Linked DNA regions of Homo sapiens: region 1 is linked to region 2. Evidence: chromatin loops called from intact Hi-C (ENCODE). Cell type or tissue: breast epithelium. All regions are shown on one strand. Region 1 has its middle 61 kb from the start of KCNK12. Region 2 overlaps STPG4 (sperm-tail PG-rich repeat containing 4).

What was found. Hi-C counts contacts between places; a loop is a spot of excess contacts. Peaks named below come from ENCODE experiments on the same cell type or tissue, not always from the same donor. Only the 100,000 strongest peaks of a DNase experiment are listed, where the experiment ranks them.
Region 1: a loop joins it to region 2, with 23 times the contacts of the local background. A loop is called at or near these places in 1 of 110 quality-filtered maps.

What each region holds. Positions count from the first base shown.
Region 1 is chr2:47,630,291-47,634,290 of GRCh38, forward strand. It overlaps a transcript of MSH2 not described here. Among named protein-coding and RNA genes, the nearest start is that of KCNK12, 61 kb to the left of the region's middle. In breast epithelium, no CTCF peak of the experiment used is centred here; a DNase peak (open chromatin) is centred at 1,871.
Region 2 is chr2:47,090,937-47,094,936 of GRCh38, forward strand. The region is part of intron 5 of STPG4 (sperm-tail PG-rich repeat containing 4); the gene reads right to left. Among named protein-coding and RNA genes, the nearest start is that of STPG4, 62 kb to the right of the region's middle. In breast epithelium, no CTCF peak of the experiment used is centred here; no DNase peak of the experiment used is centred here.

The DNA of each region.
Region 1 (4,000 bases), 540 kb after region 2:
TGCCCTTTCAAGTGTGCAGGAGTTGGCAGGAGCCTGCAAGCCAGTATCCACCCTCCCAGGTATCCACGCTTGGCAGCCTCACTTGTCTCCAGCCTGTGTTCTTGCAGATGAAACTAGCAGAAGGAAGGAGCTTGCTGCCAGTTGGCTCCCTAATTTTTTTTAAATCACAACTTTGATGTTTCCTAGTCTGCTGGGTGACACCAGTTGTCCTTGTTTATTACTGCTTAGTGCTCCCAAATGGTGTTGGTCAGCATGGAGTGCAGGGATTGTCTCCTTCTTCAGACCCTAGCACTTACCAGTCCCTGGTCCTTGCTGGCCTGCCTGGAGGCCTGTCTCGTTGTGAATGTTTACACAAATGGAAAATGTCAGTGTTTAATCTGTAAAGGGAGCCCAGATTGCAAAGCTCCAAAAAGAAACATCTAAAGGTGAGCATCCTTCCTCTAGGTGTGGGACATTACAATGTCACATCAACTCACATCTCCACATTCACTTAGCACCTCTGTGGGCAAGAGGATGGGGAAGGCTCCCTGAACTTCCAGAGCTTCCTAAAGAAAAAGACAAAGTTACAACTTGTAAAATCCCAGAGTCAGTGTCACAGTGCTGTGGCTAACTGAACTGTCAAGCAGATGCAACTTGCCCCAGGCATGGACAAAAAAGGTTTAGTGGGCTGGGCACAGTGGTTCACGCCTGTAATCCCAGCATTTTGAGAGGCCAAGGCGGGTGGATCACCTGAGGTCAGGAGTTGGAGACCAGCCTGGCCAACACGGTGAGACCCCCGTCTCTACTAAAAATACAAAAATTAGCCAGGCCTGGTGGTGCATGCCTATAATCCCAGATACTTGGGAGGCTAAAGCAGGGAGAATCGCTTGAACCTGGGAGGCAGAGATTGCAGTGAGCTGAGATCGCATCACTGCACTTCAGCCTGGGCGACAGAGTGAGACTCAGTCTTAAAAAAAAAAAAAAGTTCCCGATGAGTTAGGCTGGGAACTGGGGATGGATAGCGATGGGGAATGGATGGAGATGCTTCCAGGAGGAAAAGGACATGAGAGGTGGTGAGGAAATTTCATGCTAGAGTAATGATAGAACCAGAAGGCTGAGGGGAGAGCTCAGGAACATAGATGATGGGCAAGCCTGAGGGGGTGAGGAGACTTGAATACCTGTCCAGTGAGTTAAGCCCTTCTGTGCTCAGGAGAAGGGAGGCAGGCACACCCAGTCCTGGCTTTGCCACTAATCAGCCTGAGCCTTGGGCAAGATACTTCTCCCTCTGGGTCAGATGAGGGGGGTGGATCACAGCAAAGGTTCCCAACCAGGAGGACAGGGGTGCTTTACACATGCGCGCGTGCGCGCACACACACACACACACACACGCATGCATCTAGAGCTAGTTCTGGGGTATCTCTGGGGATGTTCCCTGGACATGTCTGGGTGTTTAAAGATGCTTGGTGCTTCTGGTGTGGATCACTGGCTGAAGTCATTTCTAAGATCCTGTTAGCTCTAAAATGACCATGTTTCTGAGGCACGAGTAGTTGGTGACATGGCCGGTGTGAAGAAATCACTGGCCAGCCCAGCACTGTCCTTTAAAACCAGAGGCTGTGGATTCACCTCATGTGTAGACAGTGCGACGGAATCACCGGGGTGATGCGGATAATTTCAGAACAAAGCTGGTGCTGGGGGCTGGGGGTGGAGAGAGCCTTTGGGCCTGAATGATCCAGATAATTGCAGTGCTGGTGATGCCCTCTCAGCATGCCCCAGGGTGGGTGGTGGGAGCCCATTAGTCATGGGGTGGGCTGAGGCGAGGTGGCTGAGGAACAGGGAATAAATAAAAGGAGTGAGCAGCCATGTCTCAAGCAGGCCTGCAAGGGCGGGGGTGGCTGCCAGTGTCCCAGGCAGGGTGGCTGAGACATGAGTCACACCCGGAGACGCTGACCTGGCAGCACCCAGCCTCTCTAGGAGAGGGAAGGAGGAGGCGGGCGCTGGGAGTTCTGAATGTCAGGATTGCCTCTTGCTGTATCCTTGGGCTTGAGATCTTTGTCATCCCTTATCACCACCCTTTGCAAAGCTACATGGTGGGGACACCTCTGTTCATAGCTCTTCTGCCACTCTTTATCCTTAGGCTATCAAAAGCTCTACTTCTACCTTAAGGGCCATAGCCACTCCGTTATCATTCTGGACCATAGTAACCAGAGCATTCTGACCTTTAGAGCTGCCCTATGTGACCATTCTCTGTTTTAGACAGCCGGCCTGGTGTGTGAATGGGAGGGAGGAATGAGCTTTGTTACTACCTTCTCAGCAACCTGCTTCTCCCCAAGGCCTCAGTTTGTTCTTGCTCCCCTTCAAGTGTAACCCATGGCCCATACAGGAGATCGTCTTCCCAGAGACGAAGGCTTTCCTAATGTTCAGAGAAGATCCAGACCCCCAACCCCTGGACAACATAGACAGCTCTTCAGGACGCCTGAAAAGCCAGCTATTGACAAATCTGCCTAACACTCTCGCAAACTCCATTTTCTACAGGGTGAGATGCAGACATCTTTCCATGACACCTGTGGATGCTCTACAATCTGGCCCAGGCTGACCATATCCTGCCTGGAGGGCCGGGTAAGTGGGGCACTCAGGCTTAGAACAGCCACATGCCTTCCCCTCCCTGTGGGACCCACTTCCAAGGGAGCCAGCCTGAGGCTTGCATCACTGTTTGGTCTCCTCCTACCCTTCCAGATCTTCCTGGTGCTGGAGTTAGTGCCCCCTTTTTTCTCAGCTGAGTCATGACCCTCACCCAGCCCAGCCCAGCCCCCTACCCTAGATCTGCTCCTACACCTGATTGATGCCCTGGCCTCAGGCAGGGCTGGAGCTTGGGGCTGGTGCCTCGGGCCTTCAGCCTTGCCCAGGGCAGCCTGGGCAGAAGCTGAGATTGGATGTCATTTGTCAACCTTGGCAGAGAAGTACTGAATGCGTCAAAATAATTGAAGGTTATTTGGTGCCTGTGGGAGGGATTTTTATTCCCAAGGATTCTGCTGGACCATTTGGGGCAGCCCTGTTTGGCTAGCTGAGGGTTCCTATGTTTTCCAACAATTGGATGTTTACAGTATCTGTGCTCTTGCTTTTTAAAAATGTCCTCATTTAGAATAGCTTCCTTTTTTTATATGTTTTCCTTTTTATCTTTTAAGTGGGAAATGGGAGGTGAGTATGAGGGGACAATTGTGAAGCTTGCCTGTGCTCCAAGTTAGGGACATGAGACCCCTTCACCCCTGGTTTTCCCCTGTAATCCTTCCAGAGCTATAGAGCTGAGCTTGTATTCAAGCCACAGACAGGGCCCTTGACCTTGAACCAGACAAGGCTGACAGCCCCGGAGCAGGAGCGCTGCTGTGAAATAACTCGGAGATATCCTCCCAGAGCAGTGAAGAGGCTGGAAGGAGTCAGGAAGCCTCAAATCCCCAGCCTCTGACTTACAAAGCACCCAGACCTCCCTCAGGACTAGACAGAGCAGCCATTTCACCCAGAGCTGCCTCCATTCCAGCACTGGGATGTGGTTGGTAATGTGAGATTCTCACTATCCAATGCCGCAATCAGAGCCATATGCGGCTATTTAAACCTCAATTTAAATGAATTAAAATTAAATAAAGTTTAAAAACCAGTTCCTCATCCACACTAGCCACATTTTAAGTGCTCATGAGCCACATGTGACTGGTGGCTGCCTCACTGGACAGCACAGGTTCAGAACACCTCCGTCATCACAGGGCTCTCTTGGCAGGATTTATGGGTCCCCTTTACGCTGAGCTGTCTACCCCTGTTGCCTAAATGCCTTTCCTACCTAACAGTAGCTGTTCAGTGGGTGCATTGGCCCTACAGACTCTCCCAAGCTTCTTTCTCCACCAGTAGAAGTAGCTATGTGGCCTTGTGAGGTCTCCCTTCTAGAAAGAACAGGTAGCATGCCTCTGACAACCACGTTGACCAGGTGACCTGCAAGCATCCCCAGGATCAACTAGCAACCTAAGATTTGCTGCCC
Region 2 (4,000 bases):
CATGAAGAGGATATACAAACGTTCAATGAGCAAACTTTGAGGAAGGAGGGCTTTAACCTCATTTATAACCAAATACATTCTAATTTAAAAAACAAACTTCCTTTTTTTCCCACGGGGTGAGGGGAAGGGGGTTCTAAAAATTAAAACAGGTTAAGAAAGAACAGAGAGAGGAAGGAAGAAAGGGAGGGAGAAAAGGAAGGAAAGAAGGAAGGGAAGGGAGGGAGGGAGGGAGGGAGGGGAAGGAAGGAGAGAGGGAAAGAAGGAAGCCAAAGCTTTAACAACAAGCACAAGCACTCCTTATGATGCTGGCAGAAGCATAAATTCGCTCAGCCTTTCCAGAGTGCAATCTGGCAAGATATGAAACAGCTTAAAACATATATGCCTATCCAGAGAGGGAGAAAGAAGAAAGGAGAGTGGTTATTGGTTGTTGCAGGAAACCAGGAGACAAATGATGAGTCTTCAGCCTAGAATGTGGCAGGGAAAATGGGAATAGCCCAAACACCACACTGGATAATGCTAACATGATGTTCATCTTTTTTTTCCCCTAGTAATTCGCTTTTTTCCCCCCTCCATTTTCAAATAGCTAGGGTTCCTTGCCTCAGGAGTGGGACAGGGCAAAAAACAGAAATAAGTGTTTTTCTAGCATGATGTCTTAGATCTGTTTCTAAATAATGCAGGAGTTAGGGGAAGTGGGTGGGAGTATTAACCCAAAACACTGGCCTAAAATTGAACATTGTTGAATTGTTGACTAGGTATATGAGGTTTCAATACAGTATTCTAAGTTGTATATGTTTTTCAAGTTTTCACAAAACGGAGTTTAAGATGACATATATTTATTATTTTGACCCAGCAATTCCAGTTTTAGGCATTCACCCTAAGAAAACAATTGAGAATGTGTGCAAATATTTAGCCACAAAGACTGTAACATTGTTTCCAAAAGTGAAAACTGGGAAATAAACTAAATAATGGATGATATGTGCCTGGTTCAATAAATTACAACGCTTCCATCCAGCAGTCCAGTGTTGATGAGTTTTTATAGACGTAACAACTACTCCCAAATGTCATTAAGTCAAAAATGCAAGCTGAACAAATGTGCATTAAAAAAACTTGGAATGAAATTATCTCAGAATGTTCATAAACAGTAGTTTTCTTGGGGTAGTGGTGTGTTGAATAAAAAGCAAACAAAAAATTTTTTTTGCTTATATGCATTTTCTAATTTTTCTACAATGAACACAAGTACTCCTAAAACAAGAAAAAAAGATACTTAATGTATAGATAAATGACTATGGAAATTAGGTAAAGAAGAAAAGAGGCCAGGCATGGTGGCTCACGCCTGTAATCCCAGCATTTTGGGAGGCCAAGGCTGGTGGATCACTTGAGGTCAGGAGTTCAAGACCAGCCTGGGCAACATGGTGAGACCTTGTCTCTAAAAAATATAAAAATTAGCCAGTTGTGGGGGTGTGTTCCTGTGGTCCCAGCTACTTGGGAGGCTGAGGTGAGAGGATCACCTGAGCCACAGAGGTCAAGGCTGCAGTGAGCCATGATCATGTCACCGCACTCCAGCCTGGGAAACAGAATGAGACCCAAGAAAAGAAAAGGGGAGGGGAGGGAGAAAGGGAGGGGAGGGAGAAGGGGAGGGGAGGGAGAAGGGGAGGGGAGGGAGAAGGGGAGGGGAGAGGAGGAGAAAGGGAGCAGAGGGGAGAGGAGGAGAAAGGGAGGGGAGGGTAGAGGAGAGAGAGCCAGCAGTAAGGTCATAATAGGGACATGTATCTGTAAGATCCTTATAATAGGTAAGGCTGGCCACAAATGAGCACCACAGTTTTCGCAGAAGAAGCACTGCACTGCAGACCCTCCACGGTTCTGTTTTTTTTTTTTTGAGACAGTCTCACTCTGTCACCCAGGCTGGAGTGCAGTCACGCCATCTCGGCTCACTGCAAGCTCCGCCTCCTGGGTTCAAGCGATTCTTCTGCATCAGCCTCTCAAGTAGCTAGGACTACAGGTGCGTGCCACCAAGCCTGGCTAATGTTTGTATTTTTAGTAGAGATGGGGTTTCACCATATTGGCCAGGCTGGTCTCGAACTCCTGACCTCATGATCTGCCCGCCTCAGCCTCTCAAAGTGCTGGGATTACAGGTGTGAGACACCGCACCCGGCCCTTCCACAGGATTTAAAGCAAGGCTTTCCCATTCTCTCTGGCAGGTGGCACAGCCATGTAATTGGGGCTGCCATTCTCAATTACTCCACCATGAATGGAGTCTGTTATTATCAGCCAAGCACACATCTGATAATCAAGGGATAGATGCCCCTCATCATTTTTACAACTCATGGCAGAGAGATGAAAACAGTCATGTTTTCAAACTGATGTATACGTGTGACAGAGGTTGCTGTCAGGGTGAGGCTCTCTGTGTGGTGTGAATTCTGTACTCACATTGAAGAAATCTAAGCCCTAATAAACACAAAGAAGCAAAACGCCAAGAAAATCTGCACAGGAACAGTTTGTGCAGGAGCCTCTCAGTTTGGCCATAAAGATGCAGTGCTCTGAAGCCAGATGAGTAGCTGGGGCAAGAGATGATGCTGAGTGTGCGACCATTGATTCCACACCTATGATGGCCATCTGCAGAATGGCTAAGGAGCGACCTGCCCCTTTTCCCCAGGCCTAATGCGGCTTTGCTTTCTAAAGCTTCCTGGTCTCAAGCTGCCTGGGAGTCCAGGCATGAAGGCTGATGAAGCATGATGCATGGCCATCCCATCCAGCAGTTTCCTTGCATGGACTTGGTCATCTGAATCACAGGGACTAAGATGTGCTGCAGAAAGAAGTTACTGAACGCTATTCCACATGTGGCAGATGGGATCTTTAAGAGGGAGCACTGAGGAAGTGGATATAAGCCCAAGTTCATATTCCAAAGCCACAGGCATGCTGCGGCAAAGCCGTGACTATTCTGAGACTGCTCATGGCCGGGCCCTGCAATGGCCGGGCAACAGCTCTAGCAGAGTCCCCACTGCTGCCCCATCCGAGGACGGCTTGAGTGGACAGATGGCTCGGGATGTGCCATTTCTGAACCCAGTTCAATAGGAGGGTGTTTAAAACAAGAGGGACATTTGAACCATGTTCTCCTCTTCCTTAAAGCTGAGCACTCTGCTCTCTCCTTTACTGGGGATCCTCAAGTGTGATCTAGACCTTGGGTCTCACATTGTGTATGATACGTGTGCAGAGGGAGGCCTCGGATTCACCAAGCAGCACTAAGCATCTCTTCCACAAATCAAATGGGCCATTTCTTAAACCTTGCTTTTGTCAGGGTCATGCTTTGGCAACTGTGGGTTTACCAAAGCTAAGCCTTTCAAAGACCACTGACAAAAATTCTGTCTCCAGGGGAGAACAGAATAGTCACCTTCCTGGAGTCCTAGAACTTGATGTCAAAAGAAACAACAGGGAACCTTTACAGTATCTATTCCTCAGCTCTGGTACATGATTACATCTCAACCCTCCTGATGAGAATATCATTCTCTTCCCTTTGAAGAAGCCCTATTTAATTGTGCTTTTATTTGAGGGCAACTTTAACCAACGGGAGCTGTAAGGATTATTACACAGATGAATAAAATACTCTCTTTGGCCTCTGGGGAGTTTGGAGTCCAGTGAGGGATATAGGCAGAACCAAACAGAAACACCACAAAAGAATAAACGGAGATAGGAGGGGCTGGGGTGGTGCTGAGCAAGAGCTGAGCTATCTGCCTGGCTTTCAGATGCCAAACCAGGCTCTGGTGTAACAGGGCTGTCTTGTTAAGTGTGATCCCAGTGGGTTACGGGATGTCGCCAAGGCCAGGAGCTTTCATCTTGCTGCAAAAGACTCAGACTTTCCTGGAGAGCTCCTAGGTCTCTGTCATACCGCGAAGAAGCCTGGCTTATTGGTTCCAACTTCTGATGGGTCATAATGCTGTATAACATTACAGGCCTTTGGTAAGCCTGACATTTCCTGCCTGCACACACTCCTCCCCAGGGCTGG